Regions from separate parts of the Homo sapiens genome. Here region 2 is linked to region 1. Evidence: read pairs that join two places in POLR2A ChIA-PET (ENCODE). Cell type or tissue: endothelial cell of umbilical vein. All regions are shown on one strand. Links, peaks and the distances in the headings refer to the core of each region. The heading gives the core; the rest is flanking DNA.

The links. ChIA-PET counts read pairs that join two places held together with the same protein. Peaks named below come from ENCODE experiments on the same cell type or tissue, not always from the same donor. Only the 100,000 strongest peaks of a DNase experiment are listed, where the experiment ranks them.
Region 2: POLR2A ChIA-PET joins it to region 1 with 9 read pairs; 2 of 35 experiments call an interaction of 5 or more read pairs at or near these places.

What each region holds. Positions count from the first base shown.
Region 1 is chr3:192,407,922-192,412,800 of GRCh38, forward strand. All of the region lies in intron 2 of FGF12 (fibroblast growth factor 12), which reads right to left. Among named protein-coding and RNA genes, the nearest start is that of FGF12-AS2, 100 kb to the right of the region's middle. In endothelial cell of umbilical vein, for the core only: no CTCF peak of the experiment used is centred there; a DNase peak (open chromatin) is centred at 1,630; H3K4me3 peaks cover 2,432 bases.
Region 2 is chr3:192,112,392-192,117,420 of GRCh38, forward strand. It overlaps LOC124906318 (a long non-coding RNA gene), which reads right to left. Exons shown (of 3, transcript XR_007096218.1): 3 at 2,914-5,029. Among named protein-coding and RNA genes, the nearest start is that of FGF12-AS1, 120 kb to the right of the region's middle. In endothelial cell of umbilical vein, for the core only: no CTCF peak of the experiment used is centred there; no DNase peak of the experiment used is centred there.

The DNA of each region.
Region 1 (4,879 bases), core at 1-4,000:
AAAGAGGAATCCTGGTTCCCTTCCACGGGGGTCCCGAGGTGCTTTGAGGAGGGAGAAAGAGGGCGTCCCCTCTGGGGAGCCCACTCTCCGGGCTTCTACTGACCTGGTCTCCGCCTCACCGGCCTCTTGCGGCCGCTGCAGAAGCGCACTTTGCTGAACACCCCGAGGACGTGCCTCTCGCACAGGGAGCGCCCGTCTTTGCTGGGGCTGGAGCGGCGCTTGGAGGCCGACACTCGGTCGCTGTTGGACTCCCTCGCCTGCCGCTTCTGCCGGATCAAGGAGCTGGCTATCGCCGCAGCCATAGCTGCTCAGCGAGGGCCTCAGGCCCCAGCCTCTACTGCGCCCTCCGGCTTGCGCTCCGCCGGGGCGAGGGCAGGACCTGGGCGGCCAGGGAAAGGGCAGTCGCGGGGAGGCAGTGCTAAAATTTGAGGAGGCTGCAGTATCGAAAACCCGGCGCTCACAAGGTTAGTCAAAGTCTGGGCAGTGGCGACAAAATGTGTGAAAATCCAGATGTAAACTTCCCCAACCTCTGGCGGCCGGGGGGCGGGGCGGGGCGGTCCCAGGCCCTCTTGCGAAGTAGACGTTTGCACCCCAAACTTGCACCCCAAGGCGATCGGCGTCCAAGGGGCAGTGGGGAGTTTAGTCACACTGCGTTCGGGGTACCAAGTGGAAGGGGAAGAACGATGCCCAAAATAACAAGACGTGCCTCTGTTGGAGAGGCGCAAGCGTTGTAAGGTGTCCAAAGTATACCTACACATACATACATAGAAAACCCGTTTACAAAGCAGAGTCTGGACCCAGGCGGGTAGCGCGCCCCCGGTAGAAAATACTAAAAAGTGAATAAAACGTTCCTTTAGAAAACAAGCCACCAACCGCACGAGAGAAGGAGAGGAAGGCAGCAATTTAACTCCCTGCGGCCCGCGGTTCTGAAGATTAGGAGGTCCGTCCCAGCAGGGTGAGGTCTACAGAATGCATCGCGCCGGCTGCGGCTTTCCAGGGGCCGGCCACCCGAGTTCTGGAATTCCGAGAGGCGCGAAGTGGGAGCGGTTACCCGGAGTCTGGGTAGGGGCGCGGGGCGGGGGCAGCTGTTTCCAGCTGCGGTGAGAGCAACTCCCGGCCAGCAGCACTGCAAAGAGAGCGGGAGGCGAGGGAGGGGGGAGGGCGCGAGGGAGGGAGGGAGATCCTCGAGGGCCAAGCACCCCTCGGGGAGAAACCAGCGAGAGGCGATCTGCGGGGTCCCAAGAGTGGGCGCTCTTTCTCTTTCCGCTTGCTTTCCGGCACGAGACGGGCACAGTTGGTGATTATTTAGGGAATCCTAAATCTGGAATGACTCAGTAGTTTAAATAAGCCCCCTCAAAAGGCAGCGATGCCGAAGGTGTCCTCTCCAGCTCGGCGCCCACACGCCTTTAACTGGAGCTCCCCGCCATGGTCCACCCGGGGCCGCCGCACCGAGCTGGTCTCCGCACAGGCTCAGAGGGAGCGAGGGAAGGGAGGGAAGGAAGGGGCGCCCTGGCGGGCTCGGGATCAGGTCATCGCCGCGCTGCTGCCCGTGCCCCCTAGGCTCGCGCGCCCCGGCAGTCAGCAGCTCACAGGCAGCAGATCAGATGGGGATTACCCGCCGGACGCAAGGCCGATCACTCAGTCCCGCGCCGCCCATCCCGGCCGAGGAAGGAAGTGACCCGCGCGCTGCGAATACCCGCGCGTCCGCTCGGGTGGGGCGGGGGCTGGCTGCAGGCGATGTTGGCTCGCGGCGGCTGAGGCTCCTGGCCGGAGCTGCCCACCATGGTCTGGCGCCAGGGGCGCAGGCGGGGCCCCTAGGCCTCCTGGGGCTACCTCGCGAGGCAGCCGAGGGCGCAACCCGGGCGCTTGGGGCCGGAGGCGGAATCAGGGGCCGGGGCCAGGAGGCAGGTGCAGGCGGCTGCCAACTCGCCCAACTTGCTGCGCGGGTGGCCGCTCAGAGCCGCGGGCTTGCGGGGCGCCCCCCGCCGCCGCGCCGCCGCCTCCCCAGGCCCGGGAGGGGGCGCTCAGGGTGGAGTCCCATTCATGGGCTGAGGCTCTGGGCGCGCGGAGCCGCCGCCGCCCCTCCGGCTGGCTCAGCTGGAGTGCTAGCTCCGCAGGAAACTCGGGGCCCGGGCGAGAGCCACCGAGATGGCAGGTGGGACGCAGAGCCCGCGGCAGCCAGAGTTCCTCCCGCACGGCCCGCCGACCCACGGAAGAGCGAAAGAGCGCCCAGGTGGGGCCGAGCTGGGGGCCGGGCCCCTGGAGCGCTGGGAAGCACAGCGCGCTCTAGTCAGGTTCCCTTTCCTGGAGCCCTCCGCTTCCAGACTCCCTTCTTTCCTCCCTCCCTCCCGCCACCCCTCTCCCTCCTCTCTGTGTCTTCTGTCTCTCCCCTTTTCTCCTCTCTACGCAATCCTACGTGATTGAGGTTTGGATGAGAAATTCTCAGAGGCAGAGCGAGGGAACTGCAGCTTGGGTCTGCTCCGTCCGGTCCCTCCCACAAGAGAAACACAACCACAGTGGGAGTTAAAGGACCCTAGGTGCGCAAAGAAGAGGTGGGATGGGGGAGCTGAGAAAATGCAGTCCACACTCTCTCCAATAAGCTTGAGCACGTAGAATTCTCTGTTTAGTTAGGAAGAAAGTGAACACTGGAGAAAGTAAAAATGACCTCTTGGACCTTATCGTGGGCCCCACCTATGGCTCATTTTGGAACAGGAAAAAGTGTTTCCCTTCTTCTTGGAACCCAGATTTCTTGGTTCTGTCTGGAAAGCTGCAAAGCAGGCTCAGTCCCTAAAAAGAGAGCCCAAATAAGCAGCCTGCACAGAGGATGACTCCAGGTGCGGCGAGGGAGTGATGTGGACAAGGACAGTCAACAACAAGCTGTGGAATGCAATCAGGTCTCCAGACGTGAATGTGACGACATCTGATGTTGGAGACACTGGGCAGAGGAGTTCTCCAAGTTAAAATGCAGCATGAAGCATTAATCACCCTCCATTTATGCTAAAGTCTGGGAGCGGCTATTGGTTTCTACTTACAATTTCTCTTCATATATCCCTAATCTCTCTCCTTCAGACACTTCACGAAGCATCTAGGATAGTGCGAAAGGATTAAATGTATGATTTCCAAGCACAGACAGGTGTATGTTGGCAACATCCTAATAGAAGGCAAGGAAAATGCAGGCCCTGAAGCTACTGAAAATGGATGTGGGACCCAGAGGGAACCCAGGAGCTTTCTAGATATGAGCACAAACCTATGGGCCTAGCCAAGATTCACTTGGGCAATAAGAAGGATTGAGATCTGTGACGTTGTTCAGATCAAGCAGGAGTCTAACACCCTACCATGCCCGGGGGCCTGGACCTTCCAGGCTGCCAGCTGGGCAAAGCAGAGGCTGGCAGATAGAGGCTCATGGGACAAACAGCTGGGAGGAGGATTAAATAGGCAAGACATCCTGAGGAAAGGGAGAATCCCAGCTGTCATTTGGGAAGCACACATCCCCTGCAGCAGTTCAATGTGGCTGAATGAAGACAGTGGATATATCCTTGGAATTCTAGCAATACAGAACAAGACACGTGAAAAAGACACACGCACACACACACCTCAGGTCCAAAAGCAAGGCTGAATGCATTTCCATATGTGCATCTGGATGGGGTGAGGGGCATTACTTAACATCAACTGGTAATTCTATCAATTAGGAAAATATTCACATTCCACAGATAAAATTATTTTCCTTCCTTGGCTACTAGAAGACTTGTCTCATTCTTGAGCAAGGCAGACACAGATAGTACAGTGGGCTTTGGGGGCTCCCTGTCCTTGCTATTAAACACCCACACAGACAAAGGTCAGCTAAGGGGAGTAGCCAGAGAAATAGGCAAGAGGGGGTGTATAATGAGGACTTGAGGAAATTATTGCTAAATTTGGAGTCTCTTTTATATTCTCAAAATGGGGATAATCATTCTCATCTACCTCGCAGAAGTGAATATGCATGTGTAAGCATTCTGAAAACTGGAAAATGCCAAATGAATGAATAAAATATGGCCGGTTTTTTTTTTCCAAAGAAAATGCATGAGATTCACCTGAAATGCTTGTTAACATGCTGATTCCTGATGGTCTCTCAAAACACGAAGTGGAAGTCTGTATGGGTAGAGCCTGGGAATCTGAATTCTTCACAATTTCTCCAGGTGTCAAAGTGTCAGAGTTTAATGTATGTTTGCAACATAAATAATACTAGAAGACAAAAGTAAAATATAGTACATTTCTCCAGAACTGCAGTCCTGTGCACCGCCACCCTGCGCCCCCTATAAAAGGCCTGGAAAGAGGATGTGTATTCTTTAGTCTTTGTGTTGCTGATTTTTTTCTGTAGGTTTATGAGATATGAGGGTGTGCTGGTGCAGAAGGTAACGAATACAGAGGCACAGGAGAGAAGGAAGTTATGAGGAAAGATGAAAAGGCAGGTAGCTGTTGCTGTTTGAAGTTCTCCTCTCTGTCTTAACCTGACAACATCAAGTTAGGCATTTAAAGAACAGAACAAAAACAATGTCAGCTTTCTGGGAGCAACATTCTTTCTGTGTTTAGATCTCTATTAAAAGAATGTAGTGTTTTGGATTCAATCGGACAACAAAGACTACTTTTTCCCTCGCACTCCTGCAGCTATTGTCAGAGAGCTTTTTGGCTTTTTAAGTCATCATCAGCATAATTTACTCCATTTCCCCAGTGAGAAGAGGTGAGTATAAAGAAATTTAAGAAGTTAGCTAAGACCTAAATATATGGATATTGAGCTCAGAAGCAATGCTTAAATCAATTTATTTTATATATAGAAATTCGTAGGTTTCCTACCTGGGCCACTAAATCTCATAAGTCTTTCTCCACAGTTACTCGTACATTT
Region 2 (5,029 bases), core at 714-4,713, 290 kb before region 1:
ATCTCCATTCTTTGTTAATCACAGTTTAGTTTTTTGTGCATGTACATACATACACACAGTATATAAATATAAGCCCAGAACATTAGATGTGTATTCATATGTCAGTAGGACAGTGATACTGTGAAATATAAACTTGGTCTTAGTCCCCATTTCCTGACATACAACTCCTAAAGCCCTTGAAATCTTCAGAGTGATGAGTGTCTTTTGGATACTCATGACATGACTGGTGGCTGGGGGCCCCTAGACAGCTTCAGGATGAGGGCCAGTCACCTAAAAGACCAAGGGAGGATTAGAGGGTTGGGAGTTTCAACCCTAACCCTCTAACCTTTAGGGAGGGGAGAGGGGCTAAAGGTTGAATTAATTACCAATGGCCAACCATATGATAAATCATGCCTATTAAATAAAGGTTCCATAAAAACCGAAAGGATTGGGTTCAGGAGCTTTTGGATTGCTGAACACATAGGGGTTCTTAAAGGGTGGCACACCCAAAAAGAACATGGAAGCTTTGCACTTTCTCCCATACCTCACGCTATACATCTCTTTCCTCTGGCTGTTCATCCCTATCCTTTGTAATATTCTTTATAATAAATGGGTAAATGTAAGTAAAGTGTTTCCCTGAGTTCTGTGAGCCACTCTAGGAAATTAAAGGAACCCATGCAAGGGGTCATGGGCACTTTCCATTTACACCCAGTTGGTCAGAAGTCTAGGTAAAAACCTGCAGTTATGACTGGGTCTGGAGTGATGGGCAGTCTTGTGAAACTGAGCCCTCAACCTGTGGAATCTGACTCTACCTCCAGGTAGATAGTGTCGATGTTGAATTGAAAACACCAGGTAGATGATGTCCACTGCAGAACTGCTTGGTGTGTAGCTAAAAACCCCCACGCATCTGATGTCAGAAAGGGATGTGTTGAATGGCTATGTGAAAGTAGGAAAGGAGAAACACTGATTTTTTTTCTGTTTTCTTTTCTTCTCTCTTCTTCTTCTTTTTTTTTTTGAGACATAGTCTCGCCCAGGCTGGAGTGCAGTGGCGTGATCTTGGCTCACTGCAACCTCTGCCTTCCAGGTTCAAGAGATTCTTGTGCCTCAGTCTCCCAACTAGCTGGGATTACAGGCATGCATCACAGTGCCTGGCTCTTTTTCTTGCATTTTAGTAGAGATACAGCTTCACCATGTTGGCCAGGCTGGTCTTCAACTACTGGCCTCAAGGGATCCATTCGCCTCAGCCTCCTGAAGTGCTGGGATTACAGGCGTGAGCCACCATGCTTGGCCAACACTAAGTTTTTTCCATCTCCTCCAGAGGGCTTAATGACAGAAATAGCTCAAAGACATTGCAGATTTTCTTCCAGACCATAGAAATAAAGAAATAAAGAAATAAAGAAATAAAGTGAATACTGTAATAAAGCAAGTCACACAAGTTTTTTTAATTTCTTGGTGTGTATAAAATATATGTTTACTCTATACTGTAGTCTGTTAAGTGTGCAATAGTATTGTTTCTAAAAATAAACTACAGATTTTAATTTAAGGATACTTTATTGCTAAAAATGCCAACAATCATCTGAGCCTCTAGTGAGTCCTAGCCTTTTTGCTGGTGGAAGTTCTTGCCCCCATGCTGATAGCTGCTGACTAATCAGGGTGGTGGTTGCTACAGGTCAGAGTGTGTTTGGCAACTTAAAAAAAAACACCATAATGAAGTTTGTCACATCAATTGACTCTTCCTTTCATGAAAGATTTATCTGTCACTGGTGATTCTGTTTGATAGTAAGACATCTTTCAAAATTGAAGTCAATCTTCATAAACCCTACTGCTGCTTTATCTACTAAGTTTATGTAATATTTGAGATCCTTTGTTGTCATTTCAACAATGTTCACAGCATCTTCACCAGGAGTGTATTCCATTTCAAGAAATGACCTTCGTTCATCCACAAGAAACAATATCTCATCCATTCAAGTTTTATCATGAGATTGCAAGAATTCAGTCACATCTGTAGGCTTCACTTCTAATTCCAGTTGTCTTTCTATTTCTATCACATTTACAGTTACTTCCTCCACTGAAGCCTTGAAACCCTGAAAGTCATCCATGAAGACTGGAATCAGCTTCTTCCAAACTCCTAGTAATGTTGATATTTTGGCCTCTTCCCATGGATCAAGAATGTTCTTAATGTCATCTGGAATTATGAAACCTTTCTAGAAGGTTTTCAATCTACTTTGCACCGATCTATTGGGGAATCACTATCTATGGAAGCTATAGCCTTACAAAATCTGTTTCTTGAATAATAAGACTTTACTCCTTGAGCCATGGGCTATAGAATGGATGTTGTGGTAGCAGGCATGAAAACATTACTCTTCTTGTACATTTCAATCAGAACTCTTGGCAATGAGGTGCATTCTCAATGAATGGTAATATTTTGAAAGCCTTTTTTTTTCTGAGCAGTAGGTCTCAACATTAGGCTTAAAGTATTTAGTAAACTATGCTGCAAATAAATGTGCTGTCATCTAGGCTTTGTTGTTCCTTTTCTAGAGCATAGGAAGAATAGACCTAGCATAATTCCTTAGGGCCCTAGGATTTTGGGAATGGTAAATGAGCATGGGCTTCCACTTAAAGTCACCAGCTGCATTATTTCCTAATGAGAATCAGCCTCTCCTCTGAAGCTTTGAAGCCAGGCATTGACTTTTCTCTAGTTATGAAAGTCCTAGATGGAATCTTTTCCCAATATAAGGATGTTTGATCTACATTGAAAATTTGTTGTTTATTGTAGCCATCTTTATCAATTGTCTTAGCTAAATCTTCTGGATAATTTGATGCAGCTTCCATATCAGTACTTGTGGCTCCACTTCATTCTCTTATGTTATGGGGATGACTTTTTTCCTTAAACCCCATGAACTAACCTCTGCTAGCTTCCAACTTTTCTTCTGCAGCTTCCTCAACCCTCTCAGCCTTCATGGAATTGAAGAGAGTTAAGGCCTGCCTTGCTCTGGATTAGACTTTAGCTTAAGTACATGTTATAACTGTTTTCATCATTTATCAAAGCTACTATAACCTTCTCCATACCAACCATAGTTTCGCTTTCTTATTATTTGTGTGTTCACTGGACTAGCACTTTTAATTTCCTTCAAAAACTTTTTCTTTACATTCACAACTTAGCTAACTGTTTGGCAGAAAATGCCTAGCTTTTGGCCTCTCTCAGCTTTTGACATGCCTTCCTCACTAAGCTTAGTTATGTGTGGCTTTCGATTTAAAGTGAGAGACATGTACAAGAGTTGGTGGAAGAAAATACAGGTTTATTCAAAAGCTGACAGCCTGAGGAGATGGTGGACACAACCTGAGGAGATGGTGTCACAAAAACATCTCAAAATTTTCAGGCTGACCAAAGGGATTTCAAGGAGAAAGGAACCATGGAAACTAAAATGCAGGAGTGGTGCAAGGCACAGGTCTACACGTCTTATTCCAATGGCTATCATGAGTAAAGGACCATCTAGAAGCCTGGCTGGTGTCAGCTTCACCATGACTGGGTTGTGGATTAACTGCTTGCTGATCCCTTCTCTGGAAAAAAAGTATCCTGAAATCTCGCCTTCATAGCTGAATGGTTTCAATATTAGTTCCTGGAAATCTTAAGCAAGTATATAGTTAGTCACGGAAAAGAAGAGTGTCAAGTGACAAGGGAGAAAGGGCAAATACGTATGTATAAAAGAATAGAAAAAAAAGGAGGTAGCCACTTATTTTTGGCTACTTTGTTTACAGTAGTGTATGGGTGTGATTTGTGGCTCCCCAAAACAATTACAACAGTAACATCAAAGATCATTGGTCACCGATAACCATAACAGATAAAATAATAATGAGAAAGTTTGAAAATTTGGGAGAATTATTGAAACCTGACCCAGAGACATGAAGTGACCATACGTTGGTGGAAAAATAGTGCCCATAGGCTTGCCCAAAGCAAGATTGCTACAAACCTTCAATTTGTAAAAATGCAGTATCTGTGAGGTGCAGAAGAGTGAAGCACAATAAAATAAGGTGTGCCTGTATTTATCTAGGACCTACTTTTGGCTCAGCTCTTTACTTCATATTATGGCTAATTAAGTCTGCTTCTCTTGAGTTTGGAATATCAGCATCTATGCCTTTCCAAATAAAACATACATTAAATCACAGTTATGTATTACTTATGTTATTCAAGCTACATTTTATCAATAGCTACTATGACCCACAGACAATGCTTGATAATTTTCAGGTGGAAAATATTTATCCCTGACTTCTCTCTCTCGCTCTATTATACAGCTATTTCTAATACATCAGCAAAGTCTGTTGAATTTACGTTCAAATTCATCCAGAATCCAACTACTTTCCATCTCAATTACTACCATGCTGGCTAAAGTCATCATCATTTCCCACTTTAATGTAAAACAGATTTTAGTAGGTGTCCATGTTCCTAGCTCTGCCCTCTCTTTAACATATCAACCAGAATGATCCTTTGAAAATATGTCCGCTTTGTCACTCCTCTGTTTAAAATCCTGTAGTGCTGAGCCACTTTACTTATAATAGAACTAAACTTTTACAAATTCCTTCAATATTCATTGGATACTGTGCTTCCAATCTGATGTATTTTTCTACTAACATTCTTCCCTTTCCATCTGACCCATCATCAGCCATAATTGGCTTCTTGCAGTTCTATATTTTTTTCCAGACATACTGTTTTTTTTCTGCAAGGAAGACTCTTCCTCTAGATGTCCTCTTAGCTAGATCTCACCTCTCCTTCAAGTCTTAGCTCATATATCGTCCTACCAATGATACCTACACTAACTCCCCTTATTTAAAACTACAAACTGCCTACAAAATATTCCTCAACTCACATACCACATCCTACTGCCCCATCTCTGTATTTCCCACGTAGCACTTTATAGCATACTTCACAGTTGACCTATTTGTCATTTTAATTATTTACTGTTTGTTTCTCTTCCCTGAATGATAAACTTCATAGAGAAAGTTTTGTATCCCACATGCTTAGAAAAATTACTAATAGCAGGTGCTCCATAAA